2 separate regions of the Homo sapiens genome follow, and region 2 is linked to region 1. Evidence: read pairs that join two places in POLR2A ChIA-PET (ENCODE). Cell type or tissue: PC-3. All regions are shown on one strand. Each heading gives the region's core, and the rest is flanking DNA. Links, peaks and the distances in the headings are about the cores only. Region 1 overlaps TWSG1 (twisted gastrulation BMP signaling modulator 1). Region 2 overlaps RALBP1 (ralA binding protein 1).

Region 1 (5,381 bases), core at 267-5,266:
TTGCAGAAGATGTACAGAAATGAATACAATAAGGTGGAAGATAAGTACTTTAAGAAAGACAAAGATGCAATGCTATAAAAGTTTATAAAAAGATATTAGTTCCCTTGTAGAGAGAATTTAGGTTTCTTTTTGTTAAATTGGTTTAGTTTGAACATTTGTAATGTTGAACTGATGTACTATGAGGATAAATTAGAACATTTGTTTATATTGCATCCTCTACACTTATAACTAAGTATGAAAAATTTTCCCTGGAAGCTCTTATGTAAATATTTTTTACCAGCATGGTTGCAAAGCAGTACAGTCATTCCTGCCACTCCTACAAGTTGCTGTGCCTAAAGGTGGTCCCTATATAAATATTTATTTTGTGCTTCTAACAGGAAAGAAATCTAACTTTAAACATCAAGAAAGTAAAATTCATCTTGGGTGTACTTCCTTGCTCATATAATGAGGGGTTTAGTTATCCTGTTTCAGGAAAAAAAAAATTTGGTAATATGGGATTTTCCTTTAAGAAGATCTTTACTACTTTCCCCTGCTGCTTTTGTGAAAATAATTTTTAAAATTTGGATCAATATTATGCTATACCCCAGAAATCTCAAGTCCCATTTTGTATTAAGAGTGGAAAAACTCCTATATTAACTTGTGAGTACTTTGGCTAATATTTATGATAGTTTTTAGGATGACATAAACATTGTATTTCATGAAAATATTCAAAATTGGGTTCAGAGATAATGCATCATTTTAGTACTTTGTTGTCTGAACATTTATTTAGCTCTTTTATGTGCTAAATTGACAGTCTGCTTTTTTATTCTAAAAATTGATTTAGTTATTAAATAAATCTTAAGTTTTCTGAAATAAGTTGGAATTTTAAAATAGTTTACTTCTCATTAATAATTCTAGCTTTTAAAAGTATATTTTGTCTTAAGTTAAAAATAAATAGTTCAGGTAAGTTTAGGGCTTCCTTAATTACAGTAAACTAAAGAATTAACTTTTTCTTCTTTTTTTCTTAATCAGTGCAAATTAGATTCAACTTTAGTCTCTTGCTATAGTTATCTTGATTTGTTAGTACACTAGTAATATTTTGGTTTACAATGTAAAATGTTTTCTCTTTTCTCTCGTGAACATTATTTTCCTAAATTGTTTCTTTCCTCTTCATCCCATTTTCCTGCTCTTAAAAGTTGTGGTGCCATGGCTGGGTGCAGTGGCTCACGCCTGTAATCCCAGCACTTTGGGAGGCTGAGGCGGGCAGGTCACAAGGTCAGGAGTTTGAGAACAGCCTGACCAACATGGTGAAACCCCGTCTCTATTAAAAATACAAAAATTAGCCGAGCATGGTGGCGTGCACCTGTAATCCCAGCTACTCAGGAGGCTGAGGCAGGAGAATCGCTTGAACCCAGGAGGTGGAGGTTGCAGTGAGCCGAGATCGTGCCACTGCACTCCAGCCTGGGCAACAGAGCGAGACTCCATCTCAAAAAAAAAAAAAGTTGTGGCGCTAACCTATTTTTGTCCTGTTTTGCTTCAGTTAACACCCCATGAAAATCTCTGAAATTAATGTTCAAATGTAATGAGTTAGGCCTGATATAATTTAAAGAAAGAATACATCGTTTCCCTCCAAATGTTTAATGCAGTTATAGTAGCTGCTAATATATAAATGGAGATTAAAATTTATTTTCACTAGTTGTTTCACCTGTTGCATTGTTAAAACAAAATGAGGATTTCACTGGGACACACGGACATTTTCAAACATACATAAAGTAGGAAAAATTGTAAAATAACCCCCCCATTTACCCATTACTCAGCCTCAACAGTGATCAACATGTGGTCAGTCTCATCTGTACCTACTCCCAACTCACTCCAGCTGGATTCTTTTAAAGAAATTCACTGGGGGACTTGTACAGTAAGTAGGATTAGCATCTAAATGTTTGTTACTAGGTTTATGTGAGAAAGAGGCACTGTTTGATATATTTTGGTAATTCATATATATACATGAACTTGTATGCTGACTTATTTAGCCAAAAATAAGTACTCTTTTCAATACTGATTCATTCAAGTGTATGTTATTTTCAGGACAAAAGTTTACCAATCAGTTAGAATTTGTAAAGAACAACATGCTAATGAGGTTGGGTTGATATTTCTCTCCTGGGTTTGAAGATTCATGTGATGCCCTCCTTAAAGAGTATTATGGCAAAACAGATTTGTTATAACCCAATCTAATTATAATTGTTTATTCTTTTGAATAGGGGCTAATTGAATATTTTATTTATTTATTTATTTATTTTAAAATACTCATTTGACCTAAGTAAAAGTAGTGTCAGCATAGGTATAATATAATGCTTCATTGATTACTTATGCTTACACAATATGCAAGTAAATACTTAATTAGATTTATTCCTACATTTCTGTTTTTTAGCTCAAGACATTATAAATACTTAGTTTCCTTAATTTAAGAACCTCAGTTTGTGTTTTTAAATATCTTTTGTAATTGTTCAAACATTAATTAAACTGGATCTTAAGAAGTCATAATATCCAAATAAATTAAATGTTTATTTGCTATTATAAAAATATATTTTCTACCCCCAAATTCAGAAAATACAGAGAAGTAGAAAAAAAGAGTAAAACGTTCTTAGTCCTATTATCCAAACACATACTACTCTTACTATTTTGATATAGCTCCTTCTGGTTTTTATTCTCTGTTTAGATTATTTTTAACAATTTTATGGTATATACAACTTTTGTGTTTTACATTTTCACTAGCATTATTTTATGTTTCTTTGAAAAAAATTATGTTTGGTTAGAAAATTTCAGTTTTAGGTTAAAAGTAAATTAAAGCAATATATTTTCAGAGTTAGAACTGTCTTCTGCATTGCTTTAATACCAACTTAATGCTTTATATTTTTCAGTTTAGGTTTATTTCTTTAAAATTTATGAAGAAACCCCAGTGTACCATGCTGGGTTTTTTTTTTTTTTTTTGTCTTTTTGTTTTTTTGTTTTTTGAGACAGAGTCTCGCTTTGTCACCCAGGCTGGAGTACAGTGGCTCCATCTCAGCTCACTGCAACCTCTGCTTCCTGGGTTCAAGTGATTCTCCTGCCTCAGCCTCCTGAGTAGCTGGGATTACAGGCACGCATCACCACCCCCAGCTAATTTTGTATTTTTTTAGTAGAGATGGGGTTTCGCTGTATTGGCCAGGCTGGTCTCAAACTCCTGAGCCCAAGCAATGCATCCACCTTGGCCTCCCAGAATCCTGGGATTACAGGCATGAGCCACTGCTCCCAGCCTGTTCACTGTTTTTAGATGTACAGTTTTATGATTTTTGACAAACATGTACTCATGTAACTACTACTACAATCAAGATAGAGAATATTTTTCATCACCCTAAAGCATTCCCTTGTGCCCCCTTTGTAGCTGGACCTAGCTTTTTCCCTAGCCTCAGCCCCTGGCAACCACTGATTTGATTTTTTTTCTCTATAGTTTTGCCTTTTCCAGAATGTTATATAAAAGGAATCATACAGTATATAGCCTTTTGTTCTGTCTAGCTTCTTTCATTCAGTATAATGCTTTGAGATTCATCCATATTATTGTGTGTGTTGGGTAGTTCTTTCCTTTTTATTGATGAGTAGGATTCCTTTGTGTGGATGTACTACAATTTGTTTATCCATTCACTGATTGTTGGACCTTGCGTGGTTTCCAGTTTTCAGTAATTATGAATGATGTTGATACTTTCCCATATGGGTCTTTTTATGGACCTATGTTTTAATTTTTCTTGAGTAAATACCTAGGAATGGGATTGCTGGGTCACCGGAGCATTTTGATATTCGTTATCTCATTGGGATGCCCAAGTTTGTAAGGGAAAATCCAGGAACACCATTCCTTTTTTATGACTGGGAAACCGAGACTCAGGGTTGCAAACAGCTTATGGGCTTAAAACCAGATCTTGTAAGTCCAAGTCATTTGCTATCTTTACTAGAATATAATGTTGTTTTCAATGACGTTTCCTTGTTTTATTATAGCAACAGGGTTAACAAATCTCTCAGATCTTTGCAACAAGAATGGAAATATTTATCAGTAACTGAGAGTCAATATTAATAAGATTCTTCCTCAAGTTGTTAGTTTCCATTTCTGGCCTAGAAATTTGGGAGTTCATACAATAAATGTTAACTCTTAAAGTCTAATCTTAATCTTGGATAAATATACTCCCCCTCAATTTATTTTGCATAAATAATTAATATCTGACCAGAGCATCAGTTGTATAGTCATGGCACTGTGTAACAACATTTTGGTCAATGGCAGACAACATATATGATGGTGGTCACATAAGATTATAATACTGTATTTTTATTGTACCTTTTCTATGTTTAGATATGTGTAGACATGCAAATATTTACCATTGTGTTATAATTGCTTACAGTATTCAGAACAGTAACATGCTGTACAGGTTTGTAGCCTAGGAACAATAGGCCATACCATATAGCCTAGGGTTATAGCAGGCTCTACCATGTAGGTTTGTATAAGTATATACTGATATTCATATAACAACAGAATTGCCTAAGGATGCATTTTTCAGAATGTATCCCTATCCTTAAGCGATAAAGCGTGACTGTATATGGAATAAGATTCTTCTCTAAAGATGATCGAATCTGTCTTCTGGCATCTAAAAATTTGAAATTCTCTGTCATATTGAAGGTTTTCCTTAATATAAATGTAGTAAAATACATTTTGAATGATTAGATTTTTCCCTCAAACTTTTCATCCTGCCAGACTTTCATTTCATATAAGCTTTGAAAACAGTTTGCCAAATTCTCTCTAAATACTCATACTGGTCAATAGAGAGTAGCTCAAATGTATAAATTTCAGTTTACCATTTAGTGTAAAGTTTTAATTTTTTTCCATCATAAAATTATTGAACAACGTGTCTACCAAACTTTAAGAACATCTAGCATAGTTATTTACACATAGAAGATGTCTTATTCCATATTACCTTGCCTCTAACATGCAAGAGCAGTGGTGGTAGAAAAAGCCTTGAGTCAGAAGACCTTGTTTCAAAGCCGCAGTTGTGTGAACTCACAGAAATCATGAAACCACTCATTCTCAGCCTTCTCTTCTCCACATGAGGAACAACCACACTTTCTCTGTGACTTGCAGACTAGGGAAGCAGAAGATATAGTCATTAACCAGCTGAAGCGACAACAAAAAAAATTAAGTATTGCATTCCAAGTCACTGGTTTTGCAACTCTTAGCCAATGAGTCCAATTTTACCTTTACAAACAATGATTAAACTTGGGCAATAGCATTTCTAGTTGTATTCAGGTACTGAGAGTGAAAGATATAATAATGCCTTTGATTAAACAATCTAAAGAATTATCTAAGTTTAATTATAGGCTTATTC
Region 2 (5,381 bases), core at 77-5,076, 190 kb after region 1:
CTCTACCTATTGCACTGTTGTGACTCGTTGGCCATTATTTGATTTTTGTACGAAAAAAAGCTTTGTTATAGAAATCAGCATACTATTTTTTTAAATCTGGAGAGAAGATATTCTGGTGACTGAAAGTATGGTCGGGTGTCAGATATAAATGTGCAAATGCCTTCTTGCTGTCCTGTCGGTCTCAGTACGTTCACTTTATAGCTGCTGGCAATATCGAAGGTTCCTTTTTTGTTTGTGTAAACTCTAATTTCTATCAAGGTGTCATGGATTTTTAAAATTAGTATTTCATTACAAATGTCTCAGCATTGGTTAACTAATTTTTGCCAGGACCATTATTGATCAAGCAAATAAATTCAACAGCCATTTGGGAAAAAGAAAAGCTTCTAGTTTTTTTGTACACATTCTTTCTGTGAGGAGATTGAGTACTCTGCAGCTGGCGAGGAGTTGGTTGAGGCACTTCTTCAAGGCCAAGGGGGAACACAGTGTTTTGTTTCCAGCTCACTTTGTACCCCTCACCTCTGCAGACACGGGGAGAACCCCGGACCCCTGGCATGCATGCTGGCGGCGGCATGCCTCCCTTCCACAAGCCCATGCTGCTGCAGAGGGAGCCTGTGTTTGCAAAACCCAGTGGACTGGGCTGGGTCTGCTGTCTGAGCAGCTCCTGGCTCCGGTGGGAACTGCACACAAGTCCACTGGCCTGGCTTGGCCCCAGGCATTGCAATTGACAGACATTTGCATTTCATACGGTAAATGAGGACTCAGCACAGCCAACCATAATCAGCATGTCTGGGATAGACTGGTCTAGAATAAAAATGAAGTTTCCATTGCTTTGTTTGCTTTAAAAATTCCACAATTAAAATATCTGTCATTGAAAGCTTAGACAAACAGCTGACTTCTCTGTTTTGTGTAGTTAAATCTATAATGTTAAATTTATATAGCTAAATTCTCCTTGATGGAAAGTCTCAAACGCCCTGATGGGGTACATTTAGCATTGGGGATCTGGAGATACTGAGGTGTGAGACCTGAGGTCACCTCCCAAGATGGGCTCTAGTGCTGTGTGATCTTTTTTTTTTTTCACTGCAGCTGTTTCTGTGAAGAGCACATTGCTTGTTATGTATTAGGATATCTTAAGAACAAACACACCTTCTGCGTCCAGCCAGGCTGAGCAAGATGCAGCCTGGGCTTTCTGGAGCTCTCGATGGGGACCCGTGCCCAATTCCATGTGTTCAGCCTCAGCCCTGGCCCATGGTTCTCATGAGGGATAGAAGGAAAAGCCGGAGTCAATTAGCAGGCAGAGGCTTCAGCATAAGATCCCACAGCTTTTAGGGAAGGTGGGCAGTGCCCCCTGGAATGTTCTAGACTAGATCCCAGGAGACCCAGGAGACGTGATAGCAAGCCTGGGCAGAGGAGGGGGCAGAAAGCCCTTAAATGCCACATGTAGGGGCTCTTTTGCAGAGCAGGAAGAGTACTGCTGCCCGTCACATGCCGGGTCCTCCGAACCTGCAAAGTGATGGATGCTCATTCTCTGCATTCTGGTGACTTTGCTGTTACTAGACAAGCATGATTCAACAGGTGTTCAGTTCAGCCCCAGCAGATCTCGGACATCCGACCTCTGCTCCCACCGCCTAGCTCAAGTGTCAAGTGCTGTGACCGGACATCGTGCTGAGCTGTTCCCGGGTCTCGTGCTAGAAACTGGCTTCTAGACAAACAGTGCGGGTACTGGAAGGAACGTGGACTTTAGGCAGGAAAGGCTTTTTTTATTTGTTTGTTTTTGGAGACAGAGTCTCACTCTGTTGCCCAGGTTGGAGTGCAGTGGTGTGATCTCAGCTCACTGCAACCTCTGCCTCCCAGTTCAAGCAATTCTCCTGCCTCAGCCTCCCAAGTAGCTGGGACTACAGGTGCACACCACTACCATGCCTGGCTAATTTTTTGTATTTTAGTAGAGACGGGGTTTTACCGTATTGCTCAGGCTGGTCTTGAACTCCTGAGCTCAGGCAATCCACCCACCTCGGCCTCCCAAAGTGCTGGGATTATAGGCTTGAGCCACCGCACCCAGTGTAGGCAGGAAAGTCTGGGTTTTCTTCATAACCTTCAAAAGCAGTCTTGTTGAACTTCAGTTTTTTCATTGGCAAAATGGTGGAGATAATCTTGATTTCCAAAGGCTGCTTAGATAAATAATGGCTAGTAAGTACCTGGCATAGGGCTTTTGGCGTCATACTCCAATTCATTTTCCCTACAGGACATGATCCGTGACTTAGTCATCATGTTATTAACATTAAACTTTATAGTGCAGAGATGAGTCGGGGAAGAAAGAACGTAGCATTCTTTAAGATGCAGGTTTCATTTCTCAGCCTCAAGGCTCAGCTACAGAATAAGCTGTGGCCCGACTGCCTGCCTACCATTTTACAGACGGGAGACTGAGGCTCAGAGCAGTGACATGGCCTGCATGGGTCACTATTGCCCCCACTGTCGCGCACATCCCTGAGACTGAGGGAATGAAGCGTTTGTGGGGGTACCCTGGGCTCAGAGGTTCCTGCGGGATCAAAATTGCTGCATCTGGGAGGGAAAGCAGGCGTGATCTGTGTCTGATATGGAGGTGCCAGCGGGGCCCCTGCCTGTGGGGCCAGAGCCTGGGTACCAGAAGGCGATGCTGAACGCTGCAGCTACAATTAGAGCAAGAAGCTCCCCTTTGGAAGGGCAGCTCTAGCCTTCTGAAAAGGGTCACACCAGCAGTTCTTGAGTTTCTCATGTGGGGATAAAAACCCTCATATCATCTCACTACTGTTAAGACTGTTCCAATGACAGAGAGCAGTCGGAGAGAAGGAATGGGAAGTTCTCTCGAATGAGGAGGGTTGAGTTCTGCCTCACGCATACTGCACCACAGGCTGGCGAGGCCAGGAAGGAACTCCCTGAAGAGGGAGCCATGGTGGAGAGCTCGGCAGGCTCACACCTGCCCACTTAGGCTGACCTTGCTGTAGGGAGGCCATGGAAGGTACAGGACTCTCCCTTACATCAGAATTTCAGATCAACGATGGATGTTTTCTTAGTGTAACTGTAAGTATGTCCCACGCAACTGCAGTTGAATTGAGTGTCCTGTATTTTGACTCGTGAACTCTGTCCACGCTGTGAAAGGTGACTGTGATCTTGAGTGCTGCACAGATAAGGAGTCCTTGTTATTTGAGGGAAACAGAACACCCAAAGCAGGTGAATGTCGGGCAGAATCCAAGAAACTGAAGGGATCGAGTAGGTCCAGCTGGGGAGGGGAAGGAAGGACTCAGCATTGACAAGGTTTGGCTCTTTGCCTCAAATTAAAATTGTGGGGAGATTCACCAATCAAGCGTACAGCCTCCTACTGATCCCTGCAGGCCACCTACCACTCGCAAAGGGACACGGCTTGCTAGTAAAAGACTGAGCCAAGCGGATGGGTCTGGGGCAGCTGTGCCCTGTCCATGACTGACCCTGGCTGCCCCCAGGGTGGCAGTGATGCCGCAGCAGCCACTACAGCCACAAGCTGTGACCCCCACAAGCCGTGACCACCACAAGCCATGACGACCACTAGTGGTCATGTGGGCTTTGACATGTAGAGTTTGGAAGTGCTGATTTGCAGCCAAGGAAGTAAAATATAAATATTAAATGTTTAAAATCTCTGATCATTGTGGGTTAAGATATCAAAATTATGCAAAGAGTTTAACGTGGCAAAGATAAAATCCTACACCAACAGACTGCATTATGGCTTCAGTCTCAGGAAGGCCAGGTCTCTTGGCCCCACCCCAGACCTATGGAATCTGAATCTGCATTTGAACCAAGTCCCCAGGTGACTTAGCCACATGTTAACTTTTGGAAAACAGGCACCAGGCCGGGTGCGGTGGCTCATGCCTGTAATCCCAGCACTTATGGGAGGCTGAGGCGGGTGGATCACGAGGTCCAGAGATCGAGACCAACCTGGCCAACATGGTGAAACCCTGTCTCTACTGAAAATACAAAAATTAATTAGCCAGGCGCGGCACCGTGCACCTCTAATCCTAGCTACTCAGGAGGCTGAGGCAGGAGAATTGATTGAACCCGGGAGGCAGAGGTTGCAGTGAGCCGAGATTGTGCCTCTGCACTCCCACCTGGGCAACAGAGTGAGACTCCATCTCAAAAAAAAAAAAAAAAAAGGAAACTTTCTAAATGTCCAACAACATTTCACTAGATACTTAAAAGCTACAACAGAAAAACCAGGAAAATCTCAGTAAATGACCATCCAGGAAGGTGGGCCAGCAGTCTTACAGTGTCCACCCCTGTTATCCCTTGGCCTTTTGCCCAGCCAGTGGGACAAGCCCCTATTCTAGCCTGAGCTTGCTAGGGCTCCCCTTTCCTTGTGGATGCCCTCCTGGCTCCCTCTCCCTCCCCTCAGCATCTGCCTGTGGGATGTTCCCTGCGGAACTTCCTCTTGTCCACGCTGAATTCCTCACGGTGCTGGAGGACCAGCTTGCGCTCTCCTGTCCACGGCCGGGCATCTCCTGGGGATTGGGAACAGCAGGACAATGTGGGCCCGCACCCAAACGCGGCTCAGGAGCCTCTGGCGAGGTGGTGGCTCTTCCCATGGAACTACTGAAAATACTACTCAGTAGCTGTCTTGTATCCAACTAGCAACAATTATTGGTAATATTAACACTAAAAAGCAGATGGGGTGAAATAATCATGGTAAAATTACTAAAAACTGCAAGTAATCTTGTCAACTCTAAATCAGCAAAATTTGCCCTAAAAGAAAGACATGGTAGAAATTAAACTCATAGCCATGCTGCAAAACATCACATGGACTGAAAGTGGATTATTGATCATTTGTCAAGTTTTCTAGGAAAAGAATTAAAGAACTATTTTTTTGAGACGGAGTCTCGCTCTGTCCCCCAGGCTGGAGTGCAGTGGCGCGATCTCGATCTCAGCTCACTGCAAGCTCCGCCTCCCAGGTTCACGCCATTCTCCTGCCACAGCCTCCCGCGTAGCTGGGACTACAGGTGACTGCCACCACGCCCGGCTAATTGTTTTTGTATTTTTTAGTAGAGACGGGGTTTCACCGTGTTAGCCAGGATGATCTCAATCTCCTGACCTCGTGATCCGCCCGCCTCGGCCTCACAAAGTGCTGGGATTACAGGCGTGAGCCACTGCGCCCGGCCAGAAAAAGAATTCTTAACGAAAATAATTTCTATAAGATAAAACTAAAACTGTTGGCCGGCTGTGGTGTCTCACACCTGTAATCCCAGGACTTTGGGACACCAAGGCAGGCGGATCACCTAAGGTCAGAAACCCTGTCTCTACTAAAAAAATTTAAAAAAAAAATACACACACACACACACACACACACACAAATTAGCCAGGCGTAGTGGCAGGCACCTGTAATC

The links. Peaks named below come from ENCODE experiments on the same cell type or tissue, not always from the same donor. Only the 100,000 strongest peaks of a DNase experiment are listed, where the experiment ranks them.
Region 2: POLR2A ChIA-PET joins it to region 1 with 13 read pairs; 3 of 35 experiments call an interaction of 5 or more read pairs at or near these places.

What each region holds. Positions count from the first base shown.
Region 1 is chr18:9,348,673-9,354,053 of GRCh38, forward strand. All of the region lies in intron 2 of TWSG1 (twisted gastrulation BMP signaling modulator 1), which reads left to right. Among named protein-coding and RNA genes, the nearest start is that of TWSG1, 17 kb to the left of the region's middle. RefSeq lists an enhancer at 200-369. In PC-3, for the core only: no CTCF peak of the experiment used is centred there; no DNase peak of the experiment used is centred there; H3K4me3 peaks cover 27 bases; H3K27ac peaks cover 499 bases.
Region 2 is chr18:9,537,230-9,542,610 of GRCh38, forward strand. It overlaps RALBP1 (ralA binding protein 1), which reads left to right. Exons shown (of 10, transcript NM_006788.4): 10 at 1-885. Among named protein-coding and RNA genes, the nearest start is that of RALBP1, 64 kb to the left of the region's middle. In PC-3, for the core only: no CTCF peak of the experiment used is centred there; a DNase peak (open chromatin) is centred at 2,242; H3K4me3 peaks cover 345 bases; H3K27ac peaks cover 2,457 bases.